3 separate regions of the Mus musculus genome follow, and regions 1 and 2 are each linked to region 3. The links are chromatin loops, found by intact Hi-C in ENCODE. Cell type or tissue: gastrocnemius. All regions are shown on one strand. Each heading gives the region's core, and the rest is flanking DNA. Links, peaks and the distances in the headings are about the cores only.

What was found. Peaks named below come from ENCODE experiments on the same cell type or tissue, not always from the same donor. Only the 100,000 strongest peaks of a DNase experiment are listed, where the experiment ranks them.
Region 1: it touches region 3 in a loop (4-fold over the local background); 11 of 42 quality-filtered maps call a loop at or near these places.
Region 2: a loop joins it to region 3, with 2.3 times the contacts of the local background. A loop is called at or near these places in 3 of 42 quality-filtered maps.

The regions. Positions count from the first base shown.
Region 1 is chr13:14,060,821-14,068,597 of GRCm38, forward strand. It overlaps Ggps1 (geranylgeranyl diphosphate synthase 1), which reads right to left and starts at 2,668. Exons shown (of 4, transcript NM_010282.3): 1 at 2,386-2,668. Arid4b (AT rich interactive domain 4B (RBP1-like)) reads left to right here and starts at 2,964. Exons shown (of 24, transcript NM_194262.2): 1 at 2,964-3,212; 2 at 4,005-4,059. The coding sequence starts at 4,054. In gastrocnemius, for the core only: no CTCF peak of the experiment used is centred there; DNase peaks (open chromatin) are centred at 2,344, 2,648, 2,940 and 3,686; H3K4me3 peaks cover 2,912 bases; H3K27ac peaks cover 2,457 bases.
Region 2 is chr13:14,031,518-14,039,294 of GRCm38, forward strand. The region is part of intron 1 of Tbce (tubulin-specific chaperone E); the gene reads right to left. Among named protein-coding and RNA genes, the nearest start is that of Tbce, 4.2 kb to the right of the region's middle. In gastrocnemius, for the core only: a CTCF peak has its summit at 4,061 (motif pointing left); no DNase peak of the experiment used is centred there; H3K27ac peaks cover 1,980 bases.
Region 3 is chr13:14,175,031-14,182,807 of GRCm38, forward strand. It overlaps Arid4b (AT rich interactive domain 4B (RBP1-like)), which reads left to right. Exons shown (of 24, transcript NM_194262.2): 18 at 6,190-6,274. Among named protein-coding and RNA genes, the nearest start is that of Gm26129, 91 kb to the left of the region's middle. In gastrocnemius, for the core only: a CTCF peak has its summit at 3,207 (motif pointing left); no DNase peak of the experiment used is centred there.

The DNA of each region.
Region 1 (7,777 bases), core at 2,059-6,058, 110 kb before region 3:
ATTGTTCTTGTCTAAAGAACTGCAGGGACATAAATAGAGAAGAGCATGAGGGAAAGGAGGTACAGTGACAGGTCCAAATGGGATCCAGCTCAAGGGGAGGCCTCTAGGGCTGACACTATTACTGATGCTATGGTGTACTTACAGAAGGAGCCTAGCATGGCCGCCCTCAGAGACACCCAACAAGCAGCTGAAAGAGACAGAAGCAGATATACCCAAACAATGGACAGAAGCTGGGGATCCCTGTGGTTGAATTAGGGAAAAGCTGGAAGAAGCTGAGGAGGGAGGGTAACCTTATAGGAAGACCAGCCGGCTCAACTAACCTGGACCCCAAACTCTCAGACACTGAGCCACAAACCAGGCAGCATACACCAGCTGATATGAGCACCCTGACACATATACAGCAAAGGACTGCCTGATCTGGAATCATTGAGAGAGGACGCAGGCACCTAACCGTGGAGAGACCTGAGGTCTCTCCCAGGGAGTGGGGAGGTCTGGTAAAGTTGGGGTGGGGGAATAGGGTCATCCACATGGAGATGGGGGTGGTGGTGGTAGAGCAGGTATGGGATGAGGTACATGGACATGTTGCTTGGTTCTTAGAGGTGAACAATAAAGAAGATGCAAAGAAGGAAGGAGGCAGATAATGTTGGTAACATCATTCTGGAAGAAGATTGTTAAAAAAAAAATTTTTTTTTTTTTTTTGGTTTTGGGTAAAGTCCAAAGGCTAGCAGCCATCTCTTCTCAACTAGAGTGGTAGCAAGAAGCCAGCTGCTATCTTGTTTGCATCCTGGAAAACACATTTGACCTAACTTATAATAATGAGGTCACTTTTCAAGAATTTGCCTCTTAGTCGACAGCAAGTGACAGTCTGCACAGAAATTAAGAGTCCTTTAAATTCTGAAGTTTTCTTAATCTTTCCTATTTCTCTACCAGTGATGAATTAAACACTCTTCCCTTTGCTCACTCACATTAACAATACTCATGTGAGTCATTAATGTTCTTTCCCCCAAAATATTTACACATAGTATTATCAGTGGAGGGGTAAACATGAGAACTCAATGTTTGTGAATACTGAGAAACAATGTTTGGTATTTTTTTTCTTAAGAGCCTAAGGCAGTTTGAGTTCTATACACTCTTGAAAAATTTTTTTTTTTTTTAAATCCACAACTGTCAATTTATCACAGTTAGACTTTTCGGCTTCTCGTGTACTAGACTTAAATTTAAGAGGTAATAATGGCTGAGGGGCACAAGCTCAGTTTTATATGGAGTCACTACAGAATGTCTCTGAATCTGACACCATTTTCCCACTTTCAAAATGAAAAGCTCGTAGCAATTTGTTCAAAGAGTAGATTAGTATTTATGCAAACAGATTGTTTCCACTGTAGAAATGCAATTGTAGCTGCCTCTCTAATTGTCCTCTATATACTTTTTTCTTGAGACAGGGTCTATGTGGCCTAAGCTAGCCTGGAACTCATACTGTAGATCAGGCTGGTCTTAGCACTTGTCACCACCACAATGCTAAGCATTTCCTCTTCTTTTGGGTGCGTTATCATTTTAGCAATTCAAGTTAGGAATCCAAGATATCCTATTGTTCACTGGGCCATTGGACCAGATAAAAACTGTTTTTAATTTTTTTTTTTTTCCTTTTTTGAAGACAGGGTCATCCTGTTTCAGTCTCCAGGGTACTGGATCAAAATTCCTACCTCACCTCTCTGGGCCTCAGTTCTTCCTACTGGGAAGTCTTTTTCCTGAAACAGGTTTCCTTTCCTTTAGGGACTTCCCTTAGTAACTCTGGCTGGCTTCTTGAGTCAAGCTTAGTTCTCACACTCTCAGGAAAACCTTTCTATACCTCTCGAAGCCAAAGGTCCTCCTATCAGGTTTCATTTTGACTAGACTTCCGTTCAGGAAGTTATACATCCCCTCTTTCCACATGAGGACTTCTAACATCTCAGAGGGTGAACTCTGAGCATCAAACATTCATACAATATTGAAAATTTCATGCAAAGTATCTCTCTCTCTTTTTAAAATAGGCCGGCTCTGGCTTGAGACTAGCGACACAGATATGGGTCACCGAGCTCAGCTGTTAGGCGCATAGCAAGAACCTTTGACTCCAAGCCCCGGGGGGCGATGGCTCTGAAGGAAAAGAAAGGGCTCCACACAGGCATAGCTGTAATAAGCTCGCAGGCGGGCTTCTTCCCTGCGCTGCACCGGTGGCCCTTCCACTCTTTCCGAGCTCCTCTGCCTCCCCTCATCCCAGCACCCGGCCGGCAGTCACTCCGAGCCGGGTCAGCATCCGGGTCCTCTCTCCCTCCTTACTGCTTCCTCCTCCGTACCGCCCCCTCCCCCGCTCCCCATCCGGGTCCCCCCTGCCACCGCGCTGTTGCTCACGGTTCCACGATGATCTCAGACTTGAAGCCGCCGCCGGTACGAGACTAGCAGTGCCCACATCGACTTCTCAATTTATTGTTCTGACTGCGGCTCTTCAAGAGGCTTCCTTGGAGCCCTCCCACTATTTCACACAGAAATCTCTGCCCTCCTCAGCGGCCAGCGACGCCGCAGCACTCAGTGCAAGAAAATACGCCATCCCTATCACACTGCGCAGGCGTCGTATGCCACCTCCCCTCTGCCTCATGGCCGCGCCTCCTTCCCCTCCCCTCTCTCGTCGAACGCAGGCAAGTGGGCATTGCGGTCTTGGTAGTTCTAATGTCCGTCAGTTTACCGATTGGCCTAGAAGACTGGACTACAATTCCCAGAAAGTATTGAGGGATAACTTTCTGTTTCCATAGAACTGGTGGGTAAATGGCGTCGTTGTTTGCATCGCTCAAACCAATAGAAACTTGGAAGAGGCGGGCTCCAAAGAATCCTACCCAATCCTAGGTCGTCTGAGAGGCATCCGGGAAAGAGGTAGGGGAGGGGCAAAGGGCCGAGGGGAGGGGAGAAGGGGCAGGGGGGCCAGAGAGGGGGGAAAGCGATGTTTGCCCGTCAGTCGAGTCCGGAGTGAGGAGCTCGGGCGCTGGAGCGGAGGGAGAGTCTCGAGCCGCAGTTTGCCGCCGCGACGGCCACCGCCTGGACTTCTGCCCGGAGGGAGCCGCTGAAGGTCGGCCGCCGTGTTCCTCTGGAGGGCTGTGAGACCGGGGCCCGGACCTCCGTCCGAGAGGGATTTTTTTGTCGCCCCCCTCCCCCCGCGAGGGAGCCGGAGCGGCCGCCAAACAAAGGTACCAGTCGCCGCCACGGGAGGAGGAGGAGTCGGAGCCGGAGTCCCGGCCGCCGGCGGACCCGCAGCTCCTTCGCTCTCTCTCCCCACAGGCCTGCTGGTGTTGGGGGTGGGGGGAGGCGGATCAGGGGGCTCTGGCCGCAGGGCTCAGACCTCGTCTGTGCCCGAGGTAGGGACATTCTTTTCTATGGGGGAAGCTCCGGGCCGGGCCGCGCATCGGGGCAGATGGCAACGGGGCTGAGTCGGCGCTCGCAGCGGGGCCTCGGCCTCCTGGGACCCCCGCCCCCCGCCGCGCCGAGCCGGAGCCGCCCTACCCGGGCCGCACCGTGGGCCCGGCGGCCTCGGGCCGCCGTGCTGGGAGCTGGATGTCCTCGGTGCCCGGTCCCGGCTCCCACTTGTGGGCCTTGGCTCGGGCGGGACGCGGGCGGACGCTGTGGGGCCGAGCCTCCGCAGCCCAAGGGCCCGCCGGTTCACCGAGGGCTCAGTCCGGGGGCTCCGGGCATCGCGGTTCCGTAGGCTTGGACGGTCGCAGCCGCGCTTCAGGCCGCGCCGGACCCTGGGCTTGTTGTGAGTTTTCTTCTGACAGAAATGGCGTCATCGTGGAGGACGGGGGAAAAGTCCGTGGAGTCGCGACAATGGGGCGGCGGGCGGTGGGGGCGGTAGGGGCGGTGGGATGGCGCGTGCCTGCTCGGGGCTCCTGGCCCCGCTCGGTGCCGCCCCCGCCCCTACGGCCTGGGGCGGGGGTGGTGGTGGTGCCGGTGGTGCTGACCCGGTGTCTTTGTTTCCCCTCCAGGTGCAGGTGAAGCTGGTGTCGCCGTGGGGATCGCGGCCCCAGAGTCACCATGAAGGTAAGGCGTCACTTAGCCAGTTTGAGTGGCTTTCGAATTCAGGAAGTGTCGGGGCTGTAGCAGGCCTGCGAGTTTTGCAGAGGCAGGTGTGTGTGTGTGTGTGTGTGTGTGTGTGTGTGGAGTGGCTCGGTGTGGAGCTTTCCCTGACAGGGTCAGCTGGAGCGAACATCCACAGGCTGTGTGTTTCGAAGTTATGGAGTCAGTTAGGAGATAACCTCACCCAAGCTGTTCAGGTTTCCCAAACAGAACAGCACCTTTTGCATGGAGCCGAAGGAACAACTGCACACATTAAAGCGTCTTAAATCGTAAAACGGAAAGCTGGTCTAGTAACCTGAATATTGAAACTGTAGTGGGTCTCTCTCTCTGTTCAATGATGAAAGGAAATGTCATTTGATTATGTGACCGGGACCGTAAATTTTAAGCAGAAAGCAAAATACTGAAGATGTTTAAAGCAGTTTGGTGCTCCTTCCCTAAAGAAACCCGAGTTGGCCTGCTGTGCCTTGTATTTCTAGGGACTTAGGTTTCTGTATGGTTTCTTTTTCTCACTGTTGGTGTACTGATCTTGGAGTTGACTCTTTTAAGATATGTTGTGTGTAATGGGCAGGTTGTACTGAAGTAAACATGTTGACCACAGAATAGCTTCTAAGAAATGTGTCTAAGAAGTAGTCTGTGTATTGATGGAATAAATCACAGCTGTTTTAGTTTTTTTTTTTTTTTCATATTGGTATGAAAAGCTTTAGGTATCTGAAAATATCTAGATTTAACTGTTGGAACTTTGATACTGGAAAATTTTTCTTTAAAATCTACTACAAATTCAGATATGCTTGGAAAGCGTGTGTATTGAAGTGTTAGAATGTAAATGACATCTACTTTTGACAGTTCTTTTGGGATTCTTTTTTTTTTTTAATTTAATTAATTTTTTTTTAAATTTTAATTAATCCAGTGAGGATTGCTTTTGTAGGACTGCATCCAGGTACAGTTTCAAAAGCTTCTGTTTGTAGACTACAAATGCTGTTGCCACTTTGTGTTTGTCTCTTGTACAAAGCAGTTTAGACCCTTTTAAAGGTTTTTTTTTTTTTTTTTTTTTTTTTTTTTTTTTTTTTTTTCCTCTTTTTGAGTTTGGGGCTCTGTAGAGGCTTGGCTTTTATTTTCTAAGTTCCTGTCTTTCATATGAATGAAAATGTAACCAGTGTTGTATGAGAGGTGGAACCTTTTTGTTTGTCACAGATGTACAACCTGTATGAAATAGTGAAAAGTGAGTGTCTTAGGGCAAAGTGAAGTTTTTAGGGAAAGCATATATCTGTCTTGTTGTTGGGTATGACTGGAGGAAAGCTTTAGGTTAACTGATAAATGTATACTGCACAATACATTTGGAAGCTGAATACATTTGGAATAAATGTTGTAATCTGTTAGTTCCTGTTGTGATGTCTGGCACATCTTAAATTCTCAGTAAATGTTTGTCTGAAAGGGAGGTACTGAGTTGAAGATGTCAATATGTTTTTGTTTTTCTTAATTTTCATTTTCTGTGTAAAAAAAACTTTTCTTTTTGAAGAGAAAAAAAGGAAGGAAGGAAGTAGGTAGGTAAGTCAGGTGTGAGGGTGCGTGACTGTTTCCACTTCCCATTGGTGGAAGGAGGATCAGTAGTTCAAGGACAGCCTGGGTTAGAGGCTAGCCTGGTCTACATATTGAGTTGGAGGGCAACAAGTCTACAGGAAACTGTTGTCCCCAACAAATAATCAAAATAACAATTAAAAATAAATATGTTGGAAACTTTAGCCTTAAAAGTTTCATGGTTTTAAACAAATTCTACTTTTGTGTGTATCTGTAACTGCTTTTAATATAAAGGTACTTTTTACTAGTAATGTTTAAAACAGTTGTTAAACTTTCAACTTTATAAAGAAACTTTCTAATTTTAGCTTAGGAAGTTTGGGGTAATCTATTCTTACTAATCTCTAGTACTAAAATATTGCCCCCAAGGGCTGGAGAGGTAGCTCAGTGGTTAAGAACCTACTGCTCTTTGTAGATAGGAGTTGGGTTCCCAGCACCTATAACTCCAGCTTTAAGAGATCTAACCTCCTCTCACCTCCACTTCTTGCAGCATTTATTTACATAGTCTCACACACACACATAAGTAAAAATAATAAACATAAATCTTAAAAAAAGAAGTTTCCACTAGGTGTAATGGCACACCCCTTTAATTGTCAGCACTCAGGAGGTAGAGGCTACAGACCTTAGTGGGTTTGAGGCCAGACTAAGCTGCATAGTGAGACTGTCAAAGAAAAAAAATAAAATGAAGGAAAGCTGTTTGGTGTTGAGTATATCAGGCTCAATTTTGTGTGTGAAAACAGTTTTATGTAGCTTGTGTACGTGTGTGTGTGTGTGTGTGTGTGTGTGTGTGTATGTGTGTAAATGACATTTGAGCTACAGAGTGATTTTATGCTGTCTGTTAAATCTTATCAAACAAATTTTACTTTGAAGCAAGTTTTAAGTTTGAATTATTTGTCTTAACTACTAATGTCACTAAGAATTTTATTGTGTCAGTATATTGAGATAATGATAAGCTTTTGTCTTAAAGTCATTAAATGTAGAAAAGTCTAAATGTAGAAAAGCAGTTTCCCTATTGTACAACCTTCAAAAACCAATTTACACAAAGCATAGTTATGACTAGTGTGTCTGTCTGGAGATCTTGTAGTCTGTGAGAACTGTGTCTTGTCACATAAAAGCAGTCTGCTTTGGGATTTGTGCTGCCGTCGCTGTGGACACTGCTGTTGGGTAGAGGTTGCTGGTGTCATGTTTTTTTCTTTTCTGACAAAATATTAACATTTATTTATTTGTGTGTGTGTATACACTTGAATGAGGTCATAGAACAACTTATGGAAGTCTCTTTCCACCAAACAGGTCCTCAGGATTGGACTCAGGCCATAAGGCCGTATAGTAAGGGCCTTTACCTGCTGACCATCTCAATAATCCTCATGTTTTTCATACTTTGGTTGGTGGAATGTTTTAGCATCAGTGGTGATATATTAGGAGGTAGGCTATAGAAGTTCATAAATGCTTTTTACAGTTAACTGTGTCAGATTGATTCCTAGTTTTCTTTCTTAAGTCTGTTTCTGCTTTTTATATTGTGCATGTTACCAACATTCTTACTATATTGCAGTAAGTTGTGGAGTGAATTGGCCAGGTGGCTTAGACATTATAATGTTCAGGGAATGAGTGATTTAGGTGCTGTTTCATGTATATTATTTCTCTCAGTGAGTACTGGCCTGGACCATGTAAACACACTGATTGGCTATAAGTGCCCTCTTTTTAGTTCTGGGTATGCATGGATACTTTTTCTCTTCCTCTTTTCCCTTTCTTTGCTTCCTTTTCTGCTTTGGCATTTTTTTTTTTTTTTCTTTTAAATAAATCATTTAAGAACTGCTTTGGTGTGGCAGCCAGTGTGACTGAGTAGCATCAGCAGTTTGGCTTGCTCTCAATGTAGTAGAAGACACAGAACACTAAAGCACTTTCTGGAGTATTTGTTCCACCCTGTGATTATTACAGGATGTGCTGTGAAAGGACAGCTAAGTGAAAGCCACGGGAAGTTTTCTGATGTGGTTCATACCTGCTGAATGGTAAAGATTTTGCCAGCCAAAGAAAGGGAAAAGTATTTCAGATACAAGGAGACAGACACTGGATGGAAAGGAACAACATGGGTGGTGCGTCTGGAAACTAAAAT
Region 2 (7,777 bases), core at 2,059-6,058, 140 kb before region 3:
TGACCCTTATCCAAAATGGAAGTTTTATTCAACATGGCTTCAGTTTGGTTCCTTCTTCAACCTGATCAGTTCGCTGGGTTTTGCCTTAGGTAGATCAGTGGTACTCTAAAGTACTGCAACGTCGAAGATACGAAACCCTGTGCTACAATGGAATTTTCAGCAATAAAAAGCAAATGAAATCATCACAGAGCCCAACACACGGGGGAAGTAAAAGCAGCTTAGATAATTTGGGGAGACTGAACAGCTAGTAGGAACCAGCCTGGGCTACTTATGTGTTAGGAAACAGATATATACACTTGCCAAGGCAGTGTCCTGCTTGTAAGAAGATTGTGCTGTGAAGCAAAGTTCTAGTCCCTGAGTAAGACGCCAGTAGAACTCCATTCCTAGAATTCCACAAATGGGAGAGCAAGGAGTTATCTTGCCAGAAACTCACAGCTTCTTGTTATTAGTCTGGGATTGCTTACCAAAGAGAATATGCATTTAATTTTTTGATAGCTAATATCAAATACACTTTTATAATGGTTGTTCCAATGTACAGTCCTATCAGGAGAATATGGGATATGAACTCTTGTATCCTAACAACTTTGCCTACAAAGAACATCCACAAAGTTTTACCAGTGTATGCATTTTGTTTGTTTTGTTGTTTATGGTGGAGATCAAATCCAAGACCTGAGGCATCCTAGGCAAGTGCTCTAGTCCTGAGAGATCTGTAAACCGTGTATTTTATCCAGTGATAATGGAAGATGAGCATCTGCTCAGGTTCCCTTTCTCTGAACTACGCACTTACATATCTTGCTCACTTTTCCTTTTGTTTTAGCAGGCTTTGTTGTTGTTGTTGAGTGAGTGAGTATGTTTTGCATGTGTGTGCATATGCATTAAATACATATTCTATTATAAAGTATAAGTTGACTTCAGCAAATTTCAAAGAAAAACACCAGAAAATAGTTCTAACTAATAACTTTATTGTTAAGACAGTCACAACACTCTCTTCTCTCTCTCTTCTCTCTCTCTCTTTCTCTCTCTCTCTCTCTATATATATATATATTAAAAAAAAACTAAGTGCTGAGATGATCTAAGAAGCTTGCTGGAAATCAGCAACTTAAAGATTATAAGAAATATTGCTCACAGGATAAAAATTGTAAATAGATTTGAATAAAGAATATATAGTAAGTTATAAGTTAATCGTTATAAGAAAAATAAAATAATGTATCTTTTAAACAAGTGGCTGGAGAAAAGTGAAAAGAGAAAATTAATTAAAAAGAAAAAAATCCAACCCCTGCAAAGGGCAAGTACTAAATGCTTGGCTGAAGAGATGACTGAATAGACAAAGTACTTGCCATGCAAGCTTGTACACAAGATTTTGGATTCCCAGACCCCATCTAAGTGCTGGGTTTGTGTGGCAGCCACTCACAATCCCAGTATCTTGGGAAGCAGAGAATGGCTCCTTTTTAACAAGCCAGCTAGCTGTATTAACAGGAAGCTGTGAGCTCCAGGTTCTGCAAGAAATACTGTACTGCCTCAAAAAATAAAATAGAAGAGATCAAGGAACATACCCAACATCAACTTCATGCCTCCACATGCATACATGTGCACATGCATCTATCTGTGCCACAAATATGCCCTACCCTGTATGTACAAACATGCAAATAGTCACGCAAATAAAATACAACATATTAGACGTTGTAGGTCACTGGCAGACACTGTAAACATGTATATTATGGTAGAAAAACCTAAATACCTTCAATCCACAGTTACAACTTCCTACTGAAAGCCAGACACTTTTCTAGGTACTAAGGGCAGAGCAGGAAAATATCTGCCTTCTGGAAGCATCTATCCTTTTGGTGAGAAACACAATATACCAGATAACTGGGTACATCACATGATACAAAGAAAGGGATAAACAACAGGACAAGAAGAACAGTAGCTCTGTTAAAGATGGAAGATGGCCAAGAAAGATATTACTCCAAAACGCAGGGGAAGAGGTGAGACACTGAACTATGACCATACAGACCATTCAGGCAAAGAAACTGAAAATCTTATTATCTTAGAAGTTACAATGTGTTTGAGGGTAGATAATGGTGCAATTAAAAAGTCAGCAATCAGCCAAACAGTGGTGGAACACGCCTTTAAGCACTTGGGAGGCAGAGGCAGGTGGATTTCTGAGTTCGAGGCCAGCCTGGTGGTCTATAGAGTGAGTTCCAGGACAGTCAGGCCTACACAGAGAAACCCTGTCTCTAAAAAATAAATAAATAAATAAAATAAATATATATATACACACACACATATATATATATATTTATGTAGAGAGAGAGAGAGAGATCAGCAATTGGCAGATCAAGGATGATGCAGGGCCAGGTCAGTTAGGACTCTGCAGAGTAAAACCGCAAAGGAATGAGATTATCTTACTTTCTTAAAACGATTCCTGTAGATTCTGTGATGCTAACTGACAAGAAGAAACTGTGACTAGTAGTTAGGGACAGTAATCTTATGAGAGACACTGCTATTTTTTTTAAACAGGTGAGTGTTGTTGAGAAATGGCTTGATGATTTGGACATATTTTGACTGTCAGAGAATTAGCTGTTATGAATACACAAAAATGCTGAGTCATAATGACTCTGAAGGTTTGGGCTGAACAAGTGTCTCAGTAGACAACTGAGATAAATACAATAGGCCAGTAAGTCACATGGCAAAGTCCTGCCAGACCCACAGGCTTATAATTGCAACTACTCTGGGGCTGAGGTAGGAAAATCAAATATTAAAGATCAGCACAGACAAGACCCTACCATGGCTGGGGGTAGAGTTTAGTGGTAGAGCAGTAACCTAGTATAAGGGAGGCCCCAGGACAAGAAAAGGAAAGGAAAGGAAAGGAAAGGAAAGGAAAGGAAAGGAAAGGAAAGGAAAGGAAAGGAAAGGAAAGGGAAAAAGAAAAAGAAGAGGAGGAAGAAAGGAGAAAACGACTAATTCTCTTTAGGGGAGTAATAGGAAGTGTACTAGTTTCGCATCAATTTGCTTTCTGTGGTCTCCTTTAACAAAAGCAAGTCAAAAGCCATTCTGGGGAGACTGATGACACTGGTAACCAAAGGTGGAGTAGGTATTGCCTTCAATATTAAAAGAAGCCAACTTCTAGCGAATCTGATTCTTTTACACTGTGACCCAATTATGAACAAAGAAAAAGTCCCCTTCATGGAACAACACAGAACACCACACTCCTCCTCAATGATGCACTGAAAATGAATCTGATTACAAATGAGGTGGATGAGGTAGGGGTAGCAATTCAGAAACCCTGCAGCAGGAAATAAACAAGGAGGAAATGGTCTGGCATGACGGACTCCAGTGGTCTCAAGGCCACTGTGGAAGAACTTTCTCTAAATCAGGGCAGATCTGGATCAGTACCTTAAACCTCTGAATATTTTTATAGACCCTAATAAAAACTATGATTTATAAAATTGTCTGCATTGGGCTGTGGTGGCCCACATCTTTAAGCCCAGAACTCTAGAGGCAGAGAGGGGAAGTTCCAAACCAACTTGGTCTACACACTAAGCTTCCAAACAGCCAGGACTATATAAAGATACCTCTAAAACCAAACCAAAACAAACAAAAGTTCCAGGTAGTGTTTACAACATCACCCGTAACATGAGTACATAGAAAAATTAAAACTAGGGCTGGAGAGATGGCTCAGTGGTTAAGACAACTAGCTACTCCTCCAGTGAACCCAGGTTCAAAACCCTGCATTCACATGGCAGCCCAAGACTATTTGTAACTCCAGTCTCAGGAGATCCAATGCCCTGTTCTGGCCTCCTGGTGCACTGCATACATGTGGTGCACATACATACCTTATATATAAAATACCCATACAGATAAAATAAAAATTAATCTTAAAAAAGAAAATTTAAAAGTAATGACATATGGGGCTGGAGAGATGGCTCAGCGGTTAAGAGCACTGACTGCTCTTCCAGAGATCCTGAGTTCAAATCCCAGCAACCACATGGTGGCTCACAACCATCCGTAACAATATCTGGCGCCCTCTTCTGGAGTGTCTGAAGACAGCTACAGTGTACTTACATATAATAAATAAATTTAAAAAGTAATGACATAAAAAGATAGTAGAAAACCTCAATGGATAGTGGACCTGGCTAACTTTCACACCAGACAAGAGAGCAGTCTTCTTATTAGCATTTATAGACCCTGTTGTCTCAACAAGCCTGTTTCTTTGGGGATGACTAAATCACACCCTAATCTTGGATTCAACTACAGCTCACAGACCAATCCCCAAATGGTAGTAAACTCTGTAAAAAATGTTATTCTGGGTCGGGCGGTGGTGGCGCACGCCTTTAATCCCAGCACTCGGGAGGCAGAGGCAGGCGGATTTCTGAGTTCAAGGCCAGCCTGGTCTACAGAGTGATTTCCAGGACAGGCAGGGATACACAGAGAAACCCTGTCTGGAAAAAAACCAAAAACCAAAAACCAAAAAAAAAAAAAACAAAAAACCTGTTATTCTGAAGGCGTGGTGAATCACAAATGTAGTCTCAGCACTCTGAGGCTGGAGGATTGCCACGGGTTCAAGGTCATCCTGCTCTAAATGTGAGTTCTGCTTCTAACAGTGAATCCTTGTTTTAAAAATTCGTAAATTTATTGATTGCCAGACTTGCTGGCTAGTACACTGAGAGGCTAAAGCAAAGCAAAAGTGTTGATGATAGTTTGAGGCCAGCCTCAGATTATTTCCCAAACCGCCTTGGATTACAGAATGAGACCCTCTCTCAAAAAGAAAAAAGAATTCTGAAATCCTGCCCGGAGAGATCTGGTCTCCCAGGAGAGCTGTTACTCCTTAGTTCACAGACGAGGCGAACACTTTTGCTGCAATAACTGCCAAAGAGGGAACTGCCAGGAGATCCGAGAGCTCAGGAACCACAAAACAAGATCCTTCTGGTCTCCATCTGCACCGGGAAGTTAGCCCTGTGGCACAGCTCTCCAGGACCAAATACCTAAACATAGTAACAGCAATCTACAGCAAACCAGTAGCCAGCATCAAACTAAATGGAGAGAAACTTGAAGCAATCCCACTAAAACCAGGGACGAGACAAGGCTGCCCACTCTCTCCCTACCTACTCAATATAGTATTCAAAGTCCTAGCCAGAGCAATTAATCCACAAAAGGAGGTCAAAGGGACACAATTTGGAAATGAAGAAGTCAAAATATCACTACTTGCAGATGATATGAGACTATATATAAGTGACCCCCAAAATTCCACCAGAGAACTCCTAAACTTCCTCTACTCGAAGGATAAACAGGATGAGGAAAAAAAAATAGGGAAACAACACCCTTCACAATAGTCACAAATAATATAGAATACCTTGGTGTGACGCTAAACAAACAAGTGAAAGGTCTGTATAACTGAAGATCTCAGAAGATGGAAAGATCTCCTATGTGCGTGGATTGGCAGGATTGATATAGTAAAAATGGCTATCTTGCAGAAAGCAATCTATAGATTCAATGCAATCCCCATCGAAATTCCAAATCAATTCTTTATAGAGTTAGAAAGAACAATTTGCAAATTCATTTGGAATAACCAAAAATCCAGGATATTGAAATAACAATAAAAGAACTTCTGGGGGAATCACCATCCATGGCCTCACGCTGTACTACAGAGCAATAGTGGTAAAAAGTGCATAGTATTAGTACTGAGACAGGCAGGAAGAGCAAAGGAATAGAATTGAAGACCTGTGGGAAGCCACATGTGCCGTTGCTGAGTGGCACTGACTACTGCTGGCCACCACGCATAAGATTGGACAAACAACCAACGTGTACATATGCAGTAAAGTTTTTTGCAAAGACACTGCCTGGCCCGGGCATGATAATGAGGTTCTGTAAGGTACTGAGAGTATAACCAATTAGATGTGAGACATGCAAATGAGGTATGATAATGAGGTTCTGTAAGGTACTGAGAGAGAGGAGCCAATCAGATGAGGAACATGCAAATGAGGCTTAGTGCATAACCAATCCGGGTGTGAGACACGCCTCTCCTAGGCCTATAAAAGCAGCACCAGTTCTGGGCTCGGGGTCTTTTCGCCTCTACAATCAATCTCTCCCAATAAACGTGTGCAGAAGGATCCTGTTGTAACATCATTCTTCCTGGCCAGTCGAGCACGCGCAAGAAAGACCCAGAAATGAACCCACACACCTATGGTCACTTGATCTTTGACAAAGGAGCTAAAACCATTCAGTGGGAAAAAGACAGCATTTTCAACAAATGCTGCTGGTTCAATTAGTGGTTGACATGTAGAAGAATGCAAATTGATCTATTCTTACCTCCCTGTACAAAGCTCAAGTCCAAGTGGATCAAGGACCTTCATATAAAACCAGATAAACTTAATCTAGTAGAAGAGAAAGTGGGAAAGAGCCTCGAACACATGGGCACAGGGGAAATTTTCCTGAACAGAACACCAATGACTCAAGCTCTAAGATCAACAATTAACAAAAGTGACCTCATAAAACCGAAAAGCTTCTGAAGGCAAAGGACACTGCCATCAGGACACAACGGCAACCTACATATCAGGAAAAGATCTTTATCAATCCTATATCTGATAGAAGGCTAATATCTAATATATACAAGGAACTCAAGAAGTTAGACTCCAGAGAACCAAATAACCCTATTAGAAATGGGGTACAGAGCTAAAGAAAGAATTCTCAATTGAGGAATCCTGAATGCCCAGGAAGCGCCTAAAGAAATGTTCAACATCCTTAGTCATAGGGAAATCAAATCAAAATGACCCTGAGATTCCACCTCACACCAGTCAGAATGGCTAAGATCAAAAACTCAGGTGACAGCAGATGTGGAGAAAGAGGAACACACATTTTCATTGTTTGTGAGACTGCAAGTTGGTACAACCACTCTGGAAATCAGTCTAGAGGTTTGTAAGAAAATTGGACATAGTACTATTTGAGGACCCAGTTATACTACTCCTGGGCATATACACAAAAGATGCTCCAACATATAACAAGGACACATGCTCCACTCTGTTCATTGCAGCCTTATTTATAATAGCCAGAAGCTGGAAAGAACTCAGATGTCCTTCAACAGAGAAACTGATACAGAAAATGAGGTACATTTACACAATGGGGTACTACTCAGCTATTAAAACAATGACTTCATGAAATTCTTAGGCAAGTGAATGAACTAGAAAATATCCTGAGTGAGATAAGTCAGTCACTAAGGTGGATGGCAAGAAGTGTGCAGACTGTAGCCTGATATAGCTGTTTCTAGAGAGGCGCTTCCAGAGCCTAACAAATACAGAGGCAGCTGCTAGCAGCCAACCATTGAACTGAGCACAAGATCCCTAACGGAGGAGTTAGAGAAAAAAAGACTGATGGAGCTGAAGGGGTTTGCAACGCACAGGAAGAACAATATCAACCAACCAGACCCTGCAGAGCTCCCAGGAACTAAACCATCAACCAAAGAGTACACATGAAGGGACTCATGGTTCCAGCCCCATATGTAGCAAAGGATGGCCTTGTTGAACATCAATGGGAGGTGAGGTCCTTGGCCCTGTGAAGGCTCGATGCCCCAGTGTAGGCGACTGCCAGGGCGGCGAGGTGGGAGTGGACGGGTGGGTGGGGAGCACCCTCAAAGAAGCAGGGGAAGGAAGGATGAAATAGAGGGATTCCGGAGGGGAAACCGGGAAAGGGGATAACATTTTAAATGTAAATAAAATATCCCCCTCAAAAAAAGGGAAAAAAATCTGAATACTCCTCTCTGCCCTCCCACCACCCTCCACCGCTG
Region 3 (7,777 bases), core at 1,202-5,201:
CCTGTTACCTCTCTAGCTATCGACAGACACTAGCATTAGAATCCTTAGGAAATACTATTGTTAGAATGACTATACTGTTTTGTTGAGCTTCTTGTGACAAAATTTAAATACAAGAATGCTGTCATAGTCATGTTTCTGTCCATCTGCAGTTATATTTTTTGAGGGTGGTGGTGGTGAAGATAAGTCTTATGTAGCATAGGCTGGCCTTGAACTTCCTGATTAGGTGAGGGTGACCTTATTTATCCTCCTGTTTCGTGTCCTAAGTGCTGTACCATAATGCTTGACTGTCTCCCCTCCCCTCCCCTCCCCTCCCCTCCCCTCCCCTCCCCTCCCCTCCCCTCCCCTCCCCTCCCCTCCTTTTCTTTTCTTTTTGGTGGGGGTGGTGTGGTTTGGTTTGGTTTTCGAGACAGGATTTCTCCCTATAGCTCCCGCTGTTCTGGAACTCTGTGTAGACCAGGCTGGTCTTGAACTCATAAAAATCGGCCTGCTTTTGCCTACTGAGTGCTGGATTTAAAGGCATGTGCCACCACTGCCAGGCTGCTATTTATTCTTGATTTTGATGAATAGCATTCATGTCATTTTATGGATTTACTAGTAAGAGAAACTTGTAGCTTTCTCTGGTGAGAACAAGTACTCAGCGGTCTCTGAATGGTTTCCTTTAGCTATGTGTCAGTATTTTAAATAAAATATGTTGTCAATAATTTTTAAATAATTACTTAGTACCATTTTAGAATTTTGGTATTTAACTTAATAGCTAATTATTTGGGGTGTTTCTTTGTAATAACCTTTACATTTATTTCAGATAGTTTTAAAGAATTGTGTCAACTTGGTTTTACTCTGAACATTTGTTTTTGCTTTGTTTGCTCTGCTTTGCTTTAAGACAGGGTCCCACTCTGTATACCTGGCTGGCCTGGAACTCGCTGGGTATCCCAGGCTGGCTTAAACTCACAGAGATCTTGTCTATCTATGCCTCCTAAATGCTGGAATTAAAGGCGTGGACCACCATGTCCAGCTGTTCTGACAGTATTTTTAAAACACCTGTTTCTGTGTGCTTTTTTTTTTTTTTTTTTTTTTTTTAGCTAAAGGTATGGCTGGGTATATATTACTATGTGCATAAAGTATTTTTTTGAAAGCTGGGTTTCAGAAGATCTGTCGAAGTGGGCATAATAACCATTTTATAGACCAACGGTCTGCTGCTTTATTATCACCAAATGATTTGCCAACACAGCCAAACAAAAGTCAGAAAGCTTTTCAGAGCTTGTAGTTTTCTCTGGTGAGAGCAAGTAGTCAGCTGTCTCTGAATGGTTTCCTTTTGCAATGTGTCAGTATTGTCAACATATTAAAAAGGTCACATCCGACATGACGTCTTCTTTCAAAAGGTTCGTATCATTACCGTGCAATTACTATTTTGCATTGTCTTCTAGGTTAAATTGTATGCTCCTTGCAGATAAGTGCTACATTGTAACTTTATGCTGAATGCATTGATATGTATTGAATAAATACGCTTTTCTATATAATTTTGACCATTTTTTTCAGGCCACAAGACATGTGAATCTTTTATATTAAGTACTTTTAGTATGTGTCTTCTCAGATTAGGCATTTGTATTTGCCTAGCAGTTTAGATGTATATCAGATGCTTATCAAGGTTCTATGTACAAAATTATTATATAATTACTAATAATGGAATTGGAAAGCTGAGGCTAACCAGTCCTTCTTTTTCTTCCTTTTTTGGTAGTACTAAGGCTCAATTCTAGAGCCTTGCTTATACTGACAAAGTGTTTAACCCCTGAACTATACTGCTTAATTAAAACAATCAGGCCTAATTTGTTTACTATTTGTTTTAACTTTTTAAATATGTTCTTGAATAGGAAAAACACAAGACAACAAAAGTCCTCTTCGCTTCTGTCCTGTCTTTTCTTGCAATGAAGAGGCCATTGTTGTTCCTTGGTACTTTTTAGTAAAGGTAAAGGCAGATGGGTGTGTGAGCCATCCAGTCAGTCTCTCTGCTTTCATATAGCCATAAGACTGTGCTTGAACCTCAACATCATGAAGCATGCTGACTGATGAACAGGAATACAGTAATTTGACAGGGTTCATCTGAACAACTGTTACATAGAGTTGCTGTTGTAATCCTAGTGTTCTCTGCTCAGTGGAGATCCATATTCGAATGCATATCCTTGATTCCTTGTATTGTGATTCTCTTCTAAAGTCACTATGACATTTTCACCCATACTTTGTTCTTACTGGTATTACTCTTCCATTCTCCCCCTTATCCTGTCTCTTCCTTCTCTTTCTCATGTTGCTCCCCATTAAGATATATGCTCATGATTACCATTCCAGTTTCATGATCTACACTCACAACTCTACATACATCTATCTAAAACTTAAAGTCTAGAGTCTGCATATTTGAGAAACCACGAAGTTGTTTTTTGTTTTGTTTTGTTTTTCTGAACCGCTCTTATTTCATTTACCATAATGATTTCTGGTTATCCATTTTCCAGCATGTGTAATGATTTTATTTTTATTTATAGCTTGATAAAATTTCATTACACACACACACACACACACACACACATATATATATATATATATATATATATATATATATATAAAAAATGTATGTCACATTTTCATCATCCATTCACCTGTTAATGGATAATTAGGTTGCTCCCATTTCCTAATTATTTTGAATGGTTGGTATCCTATGTGATTTTTTTTTTTTTTTTAGCCTATTTTTTTCTTCACTCTTTTCATGTGTCTGTGTGTATGTATGTGAATGCAGATGCCCTTGGACTCTGTCTATGTACCTCTTATTTGCTGAGCTATCTTCCAGTTCCCTCCTATTGATTCTTAAAACAATAAATAACTCGGGGGAGCCCTCCTGTACAGGGAGAATCATGATAGTCAAGAGGATAAGGCTGTTATACACTTGCAGTATATTCTTTTATTCTTATTTGTTAATGTTGGTGTTTTCTGAGACAGAGTCTCTCTCTGTATCCATACTAGCTCAGAGCTCTTTATTTTCCTGTTTTGGCCTCCTAGGTGATAGATTATAGGTGTTCTTTAATGTGTTCAGCTCCAACATTCAGGTATTTTTTGTTTTTGATACAGGGTTTCACTATGTAGCGCTTAGCTTGCCTGAAACTCAATTTGTAGACCAGAGTGACCTTAAACTCAACAGAGATCTACCCACCTTTGCCTCCCCCTTGTGTTGAGATTAAAGACATGCATCACAATATCCAGCAATTCTAGTATCCTTTAAAGTTGTATTTTGAGGGATGAATAAATGTTCTATCTAATAAGGTATCTCAGTGGGAAAAAAATTAAAAATATTTTGCTTTTCTATTTCTTTTTTTTAATATTTATTTATTTATTTATTTATTTATTTATATGTAAGTACACTGTAGCTGTCTTCAGACACTCCAGAAGAGGACATCAGATTTTGTTACAGGTGGTTGTGAGCCACCATGTGGTTGGTGGGATTTGAACTCAGGACCAATTGGGACTCTTAACCGCTGAGCCATCTCACCAGCTCCTGCTTTTCTATTTCTTAGTTGAAATTTTTCTCATTTTTGCCACTTCTTTTTAAAAACATTGGGCTTTTTGTAGTGTTAGAAGATATTTGAATTCTCAATAATCTCTACACCAGAGTGAAAAGCAGGAAGGTCAGGAATCAAGGTCAGTCTCGGCTACATAGCAAATTCTGGCTAGTCCACACTACATTGAAACAGTGTCTCAGTGCAAAACTGATATTCAGAGCAGGTTCCCAGACAACCAGGGCTACACAGAATGAAGCAAAACAAAGAAAAGATATTTGAACTGGAACTCAATTTCCTGTTTTCTGTCTGCACCAAATATCCACTTCCATTATCTTTAAAATGAGTGTATTTTTGTCTCTTTTTAGCATATATTAGTAATAGTATCTATAAGTCTTAATTTCATGTAGCCTAAGCAGAGTGCACTGCAGCTTTTGTTGTAGGTCTGAGTACCTTTCACTTAGTTGGTCTTCCCATTGCCGTCTGATAAGGATGTTACTGCTGCTTAACCTCTTTCACATACGCATGGAGGGCTTTGACATCATTGCTGGCTTGAGTTTGGTTCTACTTTTAAATTTATTTATTATTCGCGAGGAGTATGTTTGCGGGATGTGCATGCCACAGTGTGCATGTAAAAGTTAAAGGACAACAATTTGGAGCTATTTCTCTCATTCCACATTTACTGGGTTCTAGAGGTGGAACTCAAAGTTTTCAGTCTGCATGGCAAGTATTTTTACTTGCTGAGCCATCTTTCTGGCCCCTTGTGACAGGATTTTGCTGTGTTGCCCAGGGTGGCCTTGAATTCCTAGGCTCAAATGATTCTCCTCCTCTCAGGTATCTGAAACTCTAGGTACATCTAGAATCCTATTCATTCTTATAAAACTGTGATATCTCTAGGAAATGTTAGACTGGGGAGCTGGTACTCTACCACTCAGGGATCCTTTGTCCCTAAATGGCTTTCTTAAGCATAATGCAGTGTTTTGATGCTGCTGTGATAGGCAAAAATGTACTGTAATGCTAAGTGTATACTACTGTATCAGGCTAAGTACCAAAGGAAAAGCAATACTTGGTTTGCAGCTTTCTCAGGTATTATACATTTGAGCCTTAAAACACATATATGGCATGTGGGTTTAGTTTTCATTTACTAATGTGTTAGACTGCTGATGTTGTGAATGGTTCAATCAGTGGGACACTTATAGAGACACTGATATGTGTCCAGAATGCATCCTATAACTCATTATCTCTTTTATGGCCACCATCAGGTTTAGCCAGGAGGAGTCTTGGTGTGCTACAATGTGGAGCTGAGTCAGCAGTTTCATACTGGCCTGTGAAACACTCGCCTGAGGGTTGCTTTAGATGCTTGTAGGACTTCTGTTTGTCATAACGTGAAAACATGTTTAATCAAATGATGACTTGTATAATTAAATTTTTCCCTCCAGGAGGGTGGTTGCTTTTTGAGATTGGGTCGCTCTTTGTAACCCAGACTGTCTGTAATTCACATCTGTAGCCAGGCTGGCCTGAAGCTCCTGAAACTCTTCCGTTAGCCTCTCAAGGCCTGATTCATCACAGCTTGTTAATTTAGTTCTTGATTTGGGACCATTGTTACTTCACTATAAATGCTTGTAATAATGAAGACATTTTAATCTTAAACCTTATTTTCAGGATTTTGTGTTTGTTATTAAAGACTGGAGTCATAGCTTAGGATATGCAAGTCTATAGTTTTTAATCTCCAGTACTGCAGGCAGATAAATAAACAAATGACAAATAGTCATTCTTTTATGGGTATAGCTTTGAAACAGAGAATGACTGAATTACTTTCTAATTTTTTTAAGTCTTGTTTATTTATCATGTATATAGCATTCTACCTGCATGTGTACCTGTAGGCCAGAGGAGGTCACAGATCTCATTATAGATGATTGTTAGCCACCATGTAGTTGCTGGGAATTGAACTAAGGACCTCTGGAAGGCACAGTGCTCTTAACCTACAAGACTTCTTCTCTCCAGCCGCCTCTAATGTTTTTTTCCTAGCTTTTTTTTTAAAGGAAAAAAGTACTCTTTTTTTTTTTAATAGTTTAATGTAGTCAGTAGTATTTTGCACCTTGCAAAATCCTGAACTTTGAACATTGAATTGAGACGTCATCATAGCTCTGTTGACCCTTCAATGTTTGTAACTATATGAAAGAAGCTTTTTAGGGCACAGAAAACTTAGGGCAGATGAATGTTTTTCTAGCATTTTCTGAGCAGCGCCTCCCTGCCCCAGGGTTATTTGCATTCTCTAAATAGCAATAGGAGGCTTTCTATCAGAGTGTTACTTAACTATAGCATGCTATCTTGGTAGGTTTAGAGGGGAAAATTCCTACCCATTGCTTAAACGCAAAACAAATGTGTAGAAAAGATTATAATTTTTCAGTATTTACTGTGCATGATTGGTTTGAGTGGAGGAGTAGTGAACCTAGAGGGTTTAGGAGGGTTTGGTTCATTCGGTAGTGACCATGGGACAGTCAGTTTGACTCTCTTTGATGTCTTGATTGCATACTCATCAGATCTCTAAGAGCCTTGGAAGTTGTAAATATTTTAGTTTCTATGTGAATGTAGTATAGTTCCTTCAGTGGCTTATAGTTTACATATTTATGCTCATTTCTCTTAATTTTAGATATGATGAATGGATTAAAGCAGATAAAATAGTAAGACCTGCTGATAAAAATGTACCAAAGATCAAACATCGGAAGAAAATAAAGGTAAAGTCTTGATTTTTGCTATGTACCATGAGCTGTTAAGTAAATACTTTTTCCACCCTCCACTTCCACCCCCACCCCACCCCAAGGCAATTAAAATACATGTGTGGGCATGGGCTAATGCTGATATTATCATCTCTTTTAAATAACACTTAATATTTTACCAAATATTGGATTTGCTCTAATTACTTTTGTCACTTGTGGAAAGGTTTTAGAAAAGTGCTAAGTAACCATATAGGTGGAACAACATTATGAACTAACCAGTACCCCGGAGCTCTTGACTCTAGCTGCATATGTATCAAAAGATGGCCTAGTCGGCCATCACTGGAAAGAGAGGCCCATTGGACATGCAAACTGTATATGCCCCAGTACAGGGGAACACCAGGGCCAAAAAAATGGGAATGAGTGGGTAGGGAAGTGGGGGGGAGGGTATGGGAGACTTTTGGGATAGCATTGGAAATGTAATTGAGGAAAATATGTAATAAAAAATATTAATTAAAAAAAAAAAAAAGAAAAGTGCCCTTTCAGTCTCAACATTGTATAAAGCCGTGCCACCAAATTGCATTTCTCTAGTTAAGTCTTTTCCTGTCTTTTGTAGTTCCCAACTAGGAGCCATCAAGCATTTTGGGTAGGGGATGTAAGTAGATTTAAGGTGAAAAGATGGTCTGGAGACCGAGGAGAGTATCTCTTCATCTCTGTATGACGGGATACGGCCTCAGAATGTTTTCAGTACGCTCCTTACCACACACTCAATAGCTAATACAGGATTTCAGCTCTCAGTTGCAAAATTGTACCACTCTGCATGATAGAATAAAAAAACCAGATCATTAATATGGTTTTGAAATTTTTAAAAATCATTTTAAATCACTTTTAATTGTGTCTAGTTGACATGCTTATTAATAATTCTGAAACTCAGTCTCCTTATTCCAGGAAAGAACTGTTATGTCCTGTTTAGGGACCCCTTTGTGGTCTTAGATGATGAATGCTTTTATTACTGTATTGAGTCTGTTTTAAGTTTCTAGTACAGTAATCCAATACCTAAATCTCAGGATTTCTTAAACTCTTTACATACTCACTGTTGATCCTATTGGAAAATATGTAAACTGTGCTATACTTAGCATTGTTTTTAGTAATGGAAGAATATTTGTTTAAATATTTGTTAAAAATCCAATGTCTTTGTATAAAGCAAGCTTTAGCATTTCTAAGTAGGAGAAGCAATGTTTGAATTACACATAAGAAATGTTCTCTGAATATCTCTGTTCACATCTTTATACTAACTCAAGCATGTTAAAATTCTTGCTCATAAGAAAAGAGACTTGTGAATTAGAAATTAGCAGATTCTAAAAGGTTTCTTATATATTATCTTTTGGTATAGCACATATCTCCTGCCCTCTCTTAAGTTTTCTCGTGAGAGCTGTTGTTGTAGAGACTTCTTTGACTGCCACTAAAAAGTATTTGACTTGAACTAAAGTAAATTTAAATTGTTTCAGCCTCCAATATGCATGG